Linked DNA regions of Homo sapiens: region 1 is linked to region 2. A link is a contact called in ENCODE Hi-C or POLR2A ChIA-PET data. All regions are on one chromosome and are shown on one strand. Each heading gives the region's core, a stretch centred on a gene start or an enhancer-like site at or near the end of the contact. The rest is flanking DNA. Distances are from core to core; before and after follow the strand shown.

What was found. A loop is a pair of places that touch in the nucleus more often than their neighbours do. ChIA-PET counts read pairs that join two places held with the same protein, here RNA polymerase II (POLR2A). Pooled maps may share reads with other maps.
Region 1: POLR2A ChIA-PET joins it to region 2 with 17 read pairs in MCF 10A. The contact joins the promoter of MIR205HG here to the promoter of LINC01696 in region 2. A Hi-C loop is called at or near these places in 4 of 168 maps with a recorded cell type or tissue (Caco-2, IMR-90, MCF 10A and 1 more), 1 of 37 single-sample maps with no recorded cell type and 8 of 50 pooled maps. POLR2A ChIA-PET finds 5 or more read pairs at or near these places in 3 of 52 experiments (MCF 10A, PC-9 and RWPE1).

Annotation. Positions count from the first base shown.
Region 1 is chr1:209,427,399-209,434,153 of GRCh38, reverse strand. It overlaps MIR205HG (MIR205 host gene), which reads right to left and starts at 5,334. Exons shown (of 4, transcript NR_145437.1): 1 at 5,066-5,334; 2 at 4,746-4,973; 3 at 3,678-3,729; 4 at 1,605-1,950. It overlaps MIR205 (microRNA 205), which reads right to left and starts at 2,021; the gene lies at 1,912-2,021. RefSeq lists enhancers at 1-582, 583-1,180, 5,413-6,336.
Region 2 is chr1:209,321,484-209,327,915 of GRCh38, reverse strand. LINC01696 (long intergenic non-protein coding RNA 1696) reads right to left here and starts at 2,460. Exons shown (of 3, transcript NR_135085.1): 1 at 2,336-2,460; 2 at 444-568.

The DNA of each region.
Region 1 (6,755 bases), core at 4,085-6,584, 100 kb before region 2:
AACCCAACAGCACATCAGGTAGAACCTTTTGTAGTCACAGCATTGTGCCCTGGCTAGTGTTTGACAGTCTACCCTCTGGTCACCATTGTTGGCCATTTTGGTTCCTGCCTCCACCTGGGCCAGGTGGCACATAAATACACAAGCACTTATCTCCTATAAAAAGATTCCAGGTCATAGGGCTCAAACCAAGCTGCAAATAAAAGTGCCACATCGTGTCTGTCGTGTGCTTTTTGTTCTGATCTCAGGGCTTGTTTCAGACCTTGAATGGGAGGTGTTTGCTGGTTAACTAGGAGTTTGCTGGACAAACAGCACCCCACAGTTGGATTTGCTACGCAATTTTTATGAGTAAACATGTTTTTAAAAAATGCCTGTGGCTTGGCTTCTTCATCCTTTTGTTGCCTGTGGGTCTTGGAATGAAGGGGTGGGGGTGACAGAAACTAGGTTTTAAATCTGTATTAACTTGACACAGAAAAATATTTTGGAGAAAGGTTTATTCCTTTTAGTTCCTGCTGGCAATCTGGGACCCTCAGGGGTCAAAAACCAGGGAAGGGTTGGGGGAAGGTGAAGAGACCTATCCCCCTCAGAGGTCACTGGCTGGGGGGCAGGGCTTGGCCATTCAAGTGATCGGTATCCATCTGCAAAGCTGGAATCTCCTTTAGAGTGAGCTCCTAAGAAAAACACCACTCAGCCAAGGAGAGCTATTGTATTTTGCTGCCTGGGGCACATTCTGGAGGTGAAAACCGGTTTTTCTGAAGACTTGTCAGGGCCAGGCTTTGTTCAGAATCTGCCAATTTAGCCAGACTGGCTCCTTAAAGGAGACCCCTTTACCTGAGGCAGGGGCCAATTATAAAAAAGGCTTGTGGATGGCATTCCCTTCATAACTGGGTTGGACTTCCTTCAGACTTAGGAACTTTCTCTTGTTCCACACCTTCTCCTTCCTTAAAAAGGAGAAACATGGAGTAACACACACACACACACACACACACACACACACACACACGCACACCCAATCACACTGAATTGTAAAGAGAATGAAATCAGTGCTAAATCTATCAAAGCGTATCATAGACCCTGACAGCTGAGAGGTATTATTTGCTTTTTTCCTCCCAGATTTCTACCGAGCCTGGTGTTTTAAGCTATGTCTTGGGGAGAAGAGACCCATAGAAAGGCAATTACAATTGGTGAATGATTAATGTTGGATCTGACATTTTTATGTGTCAAATATGTTTAACTGCATTAACCTTTGCAGAATCTACACCCATACTATGAGATATATCTTGTATAGCATCGGAAATATCTGCAATCTGCCTTCACTTAAATTTTATTTACATTTACTTTATTACAATATAAATAGGTTTAAAAAATCTTTAATAGAGTGTTTTTACCCCATTCTGCAAGTTCTGCTTGCTCTGTGGGGAGTCTAAGGGCAGCAGGGTTCCTTGCTGATTGCAAATAGTGTCCCAGCCACCTGCCTGGGGACCCTAAAGAGAGAGGAAGCCAGTGTCAATTTTTCAAGTTCATGTCTCAGTTTTAGCCTAAAGGGGAGGTGGCTTAGAAGGCCGGGAGTTGGCATCCGATGGTATAAAACATAGAGGCAGAGAGGCTTTTCAGTAGACAAGCAACTTTTAGTTTTTACAAGTTACAGAAAACGCAAATTTTCATAGCATCAATTTTAGAAAAGAAAGATTAAGGTTCCCATCTGCGGTGCTTTTTCCAATCTGCCCATCACCCGTCCCTCTGAAGAAGCACGCACACTCCAGATGTCTCCTTCATTGATCACATTTCTCTCTGGCTGTCTCTATTCCTAAGTCAGAGTTACTCTTGCTGCTGCTGCTGCTGCTGCTGCTGCTGCTGCTGCTGCTACGGTGGTGGCGGCGGCGGTGGTGGCGGTGGCTGCCGAGGCCTCATGGTTGTCAGCTCCATGCCTCCTGAACTTCACTCCACTGAAATCTGGTTGGGTATGAGACAGACTCCGGTGGAATGAAGGACAAGAGAAGCACATGGATTGTCTGAGGATCTTTTTCTCAGAGGGTGGGGATGCATGTCAACCTCAGCCTGTAGACACTGCATTACCTGGCCAAAGGCCTTTGGCATCCCGGAATCACACATTTGGGAGATGTCAAGGACCTGAATACTCCTACCCCTCCCATAGGATCACATCCTCCAAGGAGGCTGCAGAGAGCTAGTTCAACACGTCCTTGCACCTGCTGCACAGACAGACAGTGCTGAGTTGGGGAGGTGGGTCTGTGGGGCCAGGGACTCTTGACTGTTTCTCGTTTTCAAAACAGCCACCCAGATAAGTCCATGTGGAACCTCCTCTGTGTTTACCTAGTTGGGATGTCGGTCACCCTCTCCCTTTGTCTAGGTCCCACTGTGTGTGCCATAACTGAGCTCGGTGTGGTTGGTCCTTTCTAGAGGAAACAAAGAAAAAGCAGGTGTTCTGCAATTGCTTTAGAAAAATCCAGCTACTCTGAGCTTGCTTACCAAGGCCTTGGAATGCAGGGGCATGGGCATTCCTCTCCACAAGGCACTGTCCAAAGAGCACGAAGAGCACTTTGCAACCCCGTTTGCCAATGTGAAATCCAGAAGAGATAGGTGAGGAGCTCAGGAAAAACCACAACTCCTGGCTGGAGCCAGGCCCATTCATGGGGGTGGGTGGACAGAGGAGGGTAAGACTCCTTGTTCTCACTCCTAAAGACTTATCTAGGAAGGACAGCCTCCAATGGCCCCACATCCTCCCCAAGATGTGCCTGGAAAATGATTCAACTATTTCTTTGTTGGTCATGAGGATGGAGGATTTAGGGAGGAAGAAAGCAAGCTAACCTGGCTTTCATAGACTGAGTCAAATAGGAAGGACGCAAAGTATCTAAGAGTTTTCTGCTCTGTCTTAAAAGAAATGCCCATCAACCCTTTGCGTGCTGTTGCTGCTCTGGCCTCTTCCTTGTTGTGTTCAGACATGCCCATGGCTCAGTGCAAGCCCCATAAAAGGCTGTTCTCAGCACCAACATGCAGGCTGGATGGGTTGGGGCAGATGCACCTTGTTGTTTGAAATACTTTCTTCCTGGGGCTTGTTCTGACCCGAAGCAGGGAGGCAGTTTCTCGTATGTGGCTCCTCCCCACGCATCTAGCCTTCTGGGCATTGGGTCTCTCTGAAAAAGGCCCTTAAGCAAGGGCTTGAGGTTTCTAGCTAGTGCTGAGAAGGAGTCACACTCTCCTTGGTCTGAATGTAAAGACTCTTTGCCAGGGTGAACACGGGGCTTGTTGGCAGGCAGAGATCTGGGTAGTGAGGGGAAGAAGACTGGTTCATCTTCTCCTGCTCTGCCTTCTTGATAAACACTCACAGTTCTCAATAATGAGAGGAAAATGCACCCTGCTTGTGAATTATCTGGACCAGATCCTCCTCCTGCACCGCCTTTGACCCATTCCCAGTCAAAGGGAAGAAAGAGGCCAGTCTGTTGGCTGTAATAAATAAATGATGGCCTGGGATGGTAGGAGGAAATGATGCCAGGAAGGCAAGATTCTTTGCCTTCTCTTTAGATTTCTGCTTAACTCCAAGAGCAAAAGGGGCAGTCAATTCTTCTCCCTCCAGACCCTCGGCACCCCGCTCTTCCCCTCCCAACATGTACAGTCCACTAGATTATTAAAGTCCTCACTCTGGAGTGTGCAGAGAGCCTCACCCTCATGTGGGGTCCGTACCCTCCAAGATGGGTACTTGAGAGATGACAGTGTCTGCAAAAAGCAAATGGGAGGTGGCATTAATGTCAGAGAGCCCCAGAAAGGTGAGTTCTTTCCTTATCACTCTCCCCTTGCTTTACAGACCTGTAGCTGCTACAGGCAGAGACAAAAAACCATGAGTCACAACCTGTATCAGGAGACTTGACCTGCTCTGGACTCCTTGTTCAAGATTCTTCTGCCCACTATGCCTTTGCCAACTGAATCCCCCAGTGGCCTTCACCATGGTTACATGGGTCTAGAGCCAAGCACATGCACGATCAGAGAACAAACCATGCATGGGCTCGCTACAGGGTAAGTCCATCCAGTGACCACTTTCTTCCCCCCAGCTGCCCTCAGGATTACGTCCCAAGTGTCTTCATAACATTAAAACCAACTTGAACATGAGACTCAAAGAATGAAACCACGTCCTAAATTTTCCAGTACAGGTGCACCCTGCACCCCAGGACTGAAAAACCAGCCAAATCTCTGTTCTTCTAGTTGAGTAAATCTCCACAAAACCAGACAGAGCTACAATCTTGGTGCTTAAACTGCTCAGCACCCACCTTATCACACCAATTCCTATTATCAGCAGAATTTACTGCCTGGGATCCCTGGAAATCCTTGAGAAAACACCAAAGTGGCTGAGGATTGGTTTAAAATGCAGCAGGTTCAGCTATTTTAGCCTTGGAGGAAGTTGATAATTGACTTGCAGTGAATATGGCATTTTCCAGTCTCCTCTTCCTGCCCAATGAGCCCCCTGATCTAGCCACTCATCTTTGTTTTTCCAAAGTTCCCCAAATCCACAGATTTCAGACTCACCTTTAAGTACGAGTACCTGTGCCTTGAGACATCAGGACCTAGCTTTGAGTTTGCTTCAAAATAAGAATTTTTTTTTTTTGTCATAAGATAATGCAGAACAGAGAGATGGCTACAGCCATGCAGATGAGAAGAAGAAAAGAAATTTCAAATCTTGGATGTTTCTTTTGCCCCTAAGGCTTGAGGACAGGGAACAAAAAATGAGAAACACTTACCCTATATAAAGCACCCAGTTCAGCAGGCCTGTGCGGAACAGAAATGACTCCTGAGGAAAGGTGGGGGCCGGTCCTGAATAGTTGATTTCTCTCTTTAATGAAAAAGAACATGAGGCCGGATGCGGTGGCTCACGCCTGTGATCCCAACACTTTGGGAGGCCGAGGCAGGTGGATTGCTTAAGCTCAGGAGTTCAAGACCAGTCTGGGCAACATGGTGAAACCCCGCCTCTACAAAAAAATACAAAAAATTAGTCAGGCGTGGTGGTGTGCGCTTGTAGTCCCAGCTACTTGAGGGGCTGAGGCAGGAGAATCGCTTGAACCTGGGAGGTTGAGGCTGCAGTGAGCCCAAGATTGAGCCACTGCACTCCTGCCCGGGCGACAAAGTGAGACCCTGTCAGAAAAAAAAAAAAAGTAAGCAGAGGAAAGTGGAATTGAAGGAGAGGGAGTAAAGGTAGCTGGAAAAGAGAGAGTTTGGAGTATGGTTGAGAATTGAGCTGAATTTTTAGAATAGAGATTAGTAACAGACAATAAAAGAGAAACTGGTTTTTCCAAGTCAAGGGTGAGCAAGAGGGACTCAGCCCATTTCAAGGAGGTGGTACTAGTTTCACTCTTTATTTATGCACCTCTCAGCAAAGCTTCAGGTTACCTGCTGAACTCAACCAATGGAGAAAGGGCCTGGCAGCTGGTCCCACCTCTCAGAACCCACACCCCTGGGGGACCATGAATGGAGAGGTCTTTCTGCAGGCTACCCGTACTTTCTCATTGTTGTGTGAACACCAGAAAAGGGAAGTGAGGTCTTTGTCATCCCAGAGTTGGAGAGACACTGCAGGTTATCTGAGCCTTGCACCTGAAGCCTTAGTCCTCCCAGAGACCTACCTAATCGGGGAGAGGGGAATGCTAAGATTTTATCTTGTCCTAAGGAAGCTGAGTGTTTGTGTGTGTGTGTGTGTGTGTGCGCGCGTGTGTGTGCGCGCTTGCTTGCTTGAGCTTTTAGCCTGACCTGAGTTGCTGTCTCTACACAATGCACTTCGGGAATCCAGCAGAGATAGGCCAGTCCATCCAGGCAGAGCTGTAGAAAGAGGCCGGAGGGTCACAGTCGAGGCCCAGCCAGAGGCTTATCCTGGCATTTAGTACAGAGTAAGTCTGCTGCTCCCCTTGTGAGAAGCAAGTGTTTCTTTTATAATCCGAAAGGCTTTGTGACCTGCTTCCCTTTCATGTCTGGGGGTGGGGAAAAGACCACACTGCGAGGGGAAATTAAGGAAAGAGAAGGCAAGCTCATTAGTAACTTTAAAGAGGGCGGTCTATAAACTTGATTATTTTACCCCACCCCCGCTTCCATGCGCAACTTGGGCTCCGCCTCCTGCCCCTCCCCTATCTCTCGGCCCATCTTGCCAGCTTCCCCCTCCCTCGTTCCCCCTTCCAAGTGCACACCTGGAGGGCAAGGGAAGTTGAAGTCTCCTCAAATGTGCCACATTTCACCCAGGATCCTGGCCTGCTTTCCATTTGTTCTCCAGGTAAATCTAGTGTGCAGCGAAGGCAGATTCCTCTATTCTCCAGCGGAAGGGAGGGAACTGAAGAATCCAATCTATAGGACCTCTTAGTGCAGTCCTGTCCCACAGCCCTTCATGGAACTGAATCATGCCTGCCCAAAATCTCCCTAGAAATCAGCTAATCTAAACTTCTTACCGCATAGACTGGGGAACAGAAGTTTTGAAAGGTGAATTTCTGTCTTGCACAGCCAGTGCAGAGTCAAGATTCTAATCTACCTGGATCTCCCAAACCCCATTTAAAAGCCCTTTAAAACAAACCCTACACGTTGTTTTCCCCGGTTCTGGCGGACCTGAAGCTTGTCTGAACTATTCTGGATTCTTCCTGGGAGAAGAAAAGCCTCCACTGGTGAAGAAGAAAAACCAATACAGACCAATAGGAGGAGGGCAGGGAGATCTTCCACGTGATAGCTTCCTTAAGCACCGGACTCCTCCCCTAAACCGTGGAGCTCATGGCTTCCCT
Region 2 (6,432 bases), core at 1,211-3,710:
AAATACTGCATATAAAGTACTTAGTACACTTCCAGGCACATAGTCAGTACTCAATACATAGTAGCTTTCATTAATAGTTCATATGCTATCTCCCTACTAAACTGTCCCTTGAGGGCGTAGGCTCCATGTACTTAATCTTTGTAACCTAAGGCATGGAGCCTTGAACACAGTATACAGCAATCAATTATTAATTGGTAACCTAAGATTATGCCACCATAGCTTAAGGGAAAATATGGGCAATTATTCATTTAACCTGGAAAATTCAGTCTCCCAAGTGAAATTTTGTTATGGTTTAATTTGGTTATGCCCTAATTAACATCTAAATAATGGCCACATCTATTATTCCTGAAGACTGGTATTGGCATGTTTGCTCCCTATTGCATACAAACAGATCCATTTATTTGCTTCGTAATCTAGAATCTGCTTTCCCGTCCTTTGCCTACATGTCTTGCGGGGTGCAGATGACAGTCAAGTCTTCCTCAAGTGGGCAGAGTGTTTCAGGTTGACCGCCATATTTACTGAACTGCTGAACCACTTGCTCCTCACTTCTCTGTCAATGGTGTGCTGGCTGGAATGCAACAATGACAAGCTCAAAAGTCAGTTCATCACCCGGACAGTTGCATGCATTCACAAAACAGACAACACATAGGAAAACACATCTAGATGACAGACCGCATTTTTCACTGCCCAGCTGGACTTCTGCATGTCACATAAAGAGGGGCCTTGGGGACTTGCAAGATGACAATCTATGCTATTGCTGATATGCCCAGCCCACAGGGGCGTGGCAGGGGAGGCGAGTGGCAGGAACCAAGCCTTCTTGGGAGTGCCATGGGTTCTTCTGCCTGCCAATTGCGATGGCGATGTGGCGGAGCCACCCCCACCCAGCAAGGCTTAATGACCGCATGCTGACTTAAAAACGTAGTCCCAGGGAAGGCATTAACATTCTGAGCTCAGCTGTGTCATCTCAGTTGCCATAGCAATGCTGAGAAATATATTTTGTGTCCAATGGTTATTTCTCCACACTAATGAAATGGACATTTTTCTTCAGTGAATTGAATCAAAACTAATTGAGTAGTAATCAGCACAGACCCTGAAGTTCAGGGGAATGTAATCTGACTAGTCTGACTAGCGCTTTGTGGAAATGCAGAAACCGTTAACTATCTTCAAATGAGATTTTTTTAAATTAATGGAATCTTAGCAACCTATTGCAGGCTGGTGTGTGTTATCATACAAAAAATTCGTCATTTGTTTAGCGCTGGGAGGGGAAATTTATTTTCAATTAATTCAAGTGCTGATAACATTCTATGGCTTGTTGTGTCCTCTCCTCCAATAAATAGCCCAAACTGATTGATGTGTGCTTCTAGATGGACTTTAAAAAAAAAAAATATATATATATATATACACACATACACGCACACATATATATAATATATATAATTCATAATTTGGATTCTCAGATGTTTTCAGAAAAGAGTGTTTTTTGCTGAGACCAACTGTTCCTGAAGCTCATTGAGCAATGGAGATGAAAAAGTGATTTTTAAAAACTATATCTTATTGCTTAATCTGTTCAATGTCAAATATCACTGTGATGGAAGAAACTACACAGAGATGGCTGGAAGCCATATGGAGTCGTCATTTTTGTCCTCGGATATATCTACAAATTCATCCTTGATTAATCTTACAGTTCCTTTTGCTTTCATTTGGATCATGAGTATAAACAAAAATACAAGTACAAGCTAGTTCCCTAAGTATTAACACTCCCCTTCTGTTATAAGTAGATCTTCATCTCCTTTGAATATGAGCCTAATTCACAGCAAAGAGACATTTGGTTACATGCAAATATGAGTGAGTTCCTGGGATAGACTGGAAAGTTTCCCCTAAATCTTTAAGACAGCTGGCTTGTCAGGTGTAGTTCAATAGTGGGTTGGGGGTGGCTAAATGAGTTCCTAATTTCAGATGTCCTGCTTCTCTTATTTATGGAGTTCGCTGAGAAGTGTCTGAGCTCTCTTTGCCCTCTGACTCTGTTGTGTCACCAGGCCTTGGGAAAGTAAGAGTGTCCATTCTTCTTCCCCTCTGCTATCCAGCATGGGGCTGGATCTACAGGGAGCAGGTTCCTGAGCCTGGCATGAGCAGCCTCAGTAAGACTGTGTGTGATCTTAGCGGCAAGAGCACAACCAGGTTAAGGCAGGTGGGGTTTGAGAAAACCACACCCCAATATTTGGCAAATGAATAAACAGATGAATCATTTTCCTAGGACTCAGAGTCTAAAGCTTCCAACCAGCACTAAATTCACATTAAAAATTGATTGTGCCATAATTTTTAAGTACAGCCAGACCTGATGGCGTATGTTAGCATTTCCTTGAGGTGAGATAAAGCTGTGTGGAGTCAGTCTCTCAGCTGATTGGCAGGACAAGGTGGGGAGGAGGAAGCCAACAGGGAGAGGGAGCAGGCACTCCTCTTCTCCGCAGACATCTACCTTTTTTATAGCCTTTGGGTCTCAATGTGGGAGAAGACACAGTCTTCTATTGCCATGGCAACATAAGTGCATCACAGTGGGATTAAGGGGTTGAAAGGCAAGAAACACCAAGCTTGGAGGAGTTGGGGCAATTGAGAGAGGATGGACTTTTGCTAGAAATAAACACAATAAGGTGGCAGGGCAATAGAAGAGAGTGGATTTATGGTTTATGACATTCCTAAAATATCTTTATTTAATAATGAAAACTTCATTATCCGGGCCTGGGTTGAAGTGTTGCTGTGGGCCCTCTGAGGATCCCAGCAAAGATCTTTCATCTTGACAGAAGTTCTAAATCACAACATTAGTGTTCTAACCGAGAGGCTGTTATTGCCTATTTGGTCTGTCCAGGGAAATGAGACACACATTGCTGGAGAGTGGGTTATTGAAATCTAGTAGCTTGGAATATTAAAAATGGGGGCTGGGTTGGGGGGAGGTCTCTTTCCCCATGAGCTAGGGATAAATTAAGTGATAAACCTGGGATGTTTACTAAAGTTTCATTATTTTTCAGGAAAAAAAAACCCTAATTCATCTTTATTATGGCCAAAGCCATTATTATGTTTCACACCATTAAGAAACAAACATAAGGAGATCCCTAAAGCTAATTTTCAGACCAACTATATGAACCTATTATGCCTTTATTTTCATCCCAGGTACCTCTGACTCCTTCTCAGTTATGCAGCCTGACCTCCAAAAAAAAGTGTTTGGTCTTCAGATTTTTCAAAGACAATTAGGTCTAACTGGCTCCCGGTGTTTGACTAATGATCAGAACAGATAGCTCTCCAGATCACAGTTCAATTTCTACTCCTTCTGGCAGGGCAAGAAAATGGCCTACCTGTGCTGGTGGAATCAGAAGAGGGCCAAGTGAGCAGAGAGCTTTGCAGTCTTTTCTTCCCTTTGCTTTCTCAATTCTTCCTCCTTATCTTCCCACCTCCCACTAATACAAACACATCCATTTTCATTTTCTGTTGGCTGTCTCTAAGGCCAGTCTCACAAAAGGGAAGGCAGTTGCCTAAGTGGTTTAATAACAACAATTAAAAAGTAGGTTTAATATGTGCTAGACACTTTGTTAAATGCTTTCAATGAATTATCTCATTTAAGCTTTACACCCATTTTATGAGGTTGGTACTACTATTAACCCCACTTTCAGTTGAGGAAGCTGGAGTCAAAGAGATTAAGCAACTGGACCAAGACAACACAGTTAATATATTGCAGCACTGGGTATTGAACTCAAGCCTTTTCATTAAAAAGCCCAGACATACTGCTCTTAATCCCTCTACTGTATTGTCTCCCATATATTGTAGTGCTAAAAGTTTCCTCCTGCCCAGTTACCCTGTATCCCCACCCTAATCCTGTCAAGGCTTGCTTTAAGATGAACTCAATACCAGCCATTCCTCTGCCTTAAGAAGGAGGGTGGCGACCCCTGGTAAAATGGAAATGTATTCCCTGGGGATAGAGTAGCAAGTTTGCTGCCTAACCTTGGTCAATGATGACACATCACCTGTTGAGTGTGGCTAGTATTACACAACAGTTTAGTTCTGCTAGAAATACTAAATGAGAGTGCTTAAAATGCCATTTTAAGTTATGGTACCACATATCCTTACATGTAAGTTATCATTATAATTATCTGGAATGATTTTTACCAGTCAATATGTAACTGTAGATAACTTTATTAATTAGCAGATAGCAGGGTCCTAAGTGATTACAAAATGGGTCAGTTCAGTGTTCCTGCAGAAAGAGATCATGAAAGGCCCTCAGTCTGGGGCACAGCTTGGGAGAGCAGGCCAGAGAGAAGGATTTCGGAAGACATCCTGGCAAGCAGAGAAATGGGCACTAGAAGTGTGTGTGTGTGTGTGTGTGTGTGTGTGCCTGCACATGTGTACTCCTGCACAAGATAGGCATGGACTATGGACGGGAAGGGGGTAGAGGGTAAGGAGAAGAAAGGTGGTGGCCTCTGACAGCAGAAAAAGGCAACACTGAGAACAAAACTTTCCTTCTTTATTTAGGTGAGGCCCTAGATATCTGATCTAGTGGTTTCCAAAACTGGCCAAGGTTCAGAAGAAAGACTTAAGAATATTCCTGTGTGCTACTCAAGACCAATTTAGTAGATCAAGGTTAGGCCATACACTTGCTACTCTATCCCCAGGGAATGCGTTTCCATTTTACAAGGGATCTCCAATGCATGGGTAGAACCTAGGCATTTATACTTTTTTTTTTTTATTTATTATACTTTAAGTTTTAGGGTACATGTGCACAATGTGCAGGTTAGTTACATATGTATACATGTGCCATGCTGGTGTGCTGCACCCATTAACTCGTCATTTAGCATTAGGTATATCTCGTAGTGCTATCCCTCCCCCCTCCCCCCACCCCACAACAATCCCCAGAGTGTGATGTTCCCCTTCCTGTGTCCATGTGTTCTCATTGTTCAGTTCCCATCTATGAGTGAGAACATGCAGTGTTTGGTTTTTTGTCCTTGCGATAGTTTACTGAGAATGATGATTTCCAATTTCATCCATGTCCCTACAAAGGACATAAAGTCATCATTTTTTATGGCTGCATAGTATTCCATGGTGTATATGTGCCACATTTTCTTAATCCAGTCTATCATTTTTGGACATTTGGGTTGGTTCCAAGTCTTTGCTATTGTGAATAGTGCCGCAATAAACATACGTGTGCATGTGTCTTTATAGCAGCATGATTTATAGTCCTTTGGGTATATACCCAGTAATGGGATGGCTGGGTCAAATGGCATTTCTAGTTCTAGATCCCTGAGGAATCGCCACACTGACTTCCACAATGGTTGAACTAGTTTACAGTCCCACCAACAGTGTAAAAGTGTTCCTATTTCTCCACATCCTCTCCAGCACTTGTTGTTTCCTGACTTTTTAATGATTGCCATTCTAACTGGTGTGAGATGGTATCTCATTGTGGTTTTGATTTGCATTTCTCTGATGGCCAGTGATGATGAGCATTTTTTCATGTGTCTTTTGGCTGCATAAATGTCTTCTTTTGAGAAGTGTCTGTTCATATCTTTGCCCACTTTTTGATTGGGTTGTTTGTTTTTTTCTTGTAAATTTGTTTGAGTTCATTGTAGATTCTGGATATTAGCCCTTTGTCAGATGAGTAGGTTGCGAAAATTTTCTCCCATTTTGTAGGTTGCCTGTTCACTCTGATGGTAGTTTCTTTTGCTGTGCAGAAGCTCTTTAGTTTAATTAGATCCCATTTGTCAATTTTGGCTTTTGTTGCCATTGCTTTTGGTGTTTTCGACATGAAGTCCTTGCCCATGCCTATGTCCTGAATGGCATTTATACTTTTAAAACAGCTTTCTAGGCAACATCCTCTGAGTGCTCAGCGCTTGGGCCCATGTAGAAACTTTGACTGCACTACTCTTCTATTCCATACAACTTGGCTTCCTTCTTCCCTATCAAACTGCCCCTGCTTAACTCCTACACATCCCACAGCTCTCAGAGCAAACATCCCCTTCCAGAGACACCTTTCTTGACCTTGTCTAGGTCAAGCTCCTTCATTATGCACTCTAGAGAGAGAAGTTCTTTTTCCTTTGAGCACTTGTCTCAATTTATAATTACATAGTTAGAGAGAGAAAATCCATGAATATGAAACAGGGATAATATTTGTTTCCTGAAACTCCAATCTCTTTCCAGCACCTAGAAAAAATCAGAATATGGTTGGTGATTAATAATGTACATAATTTTTATCCTTTGTCTTAACCTGGGTTTTCTGGACATCAGGCTTTCACCATGCCTGTTCTTTGCTCTCTTTTCAAACTATATCAAGTTAAAAAGCCTCTACCCATCAGCCCAAACTCTCCATCATCAGACCCACACTCCCTATTCAACTTGATTTCGAAGAATTTCCTCCTTAATTAGCTGGCTTCTTTATTGCCCCATGGAGTAAGC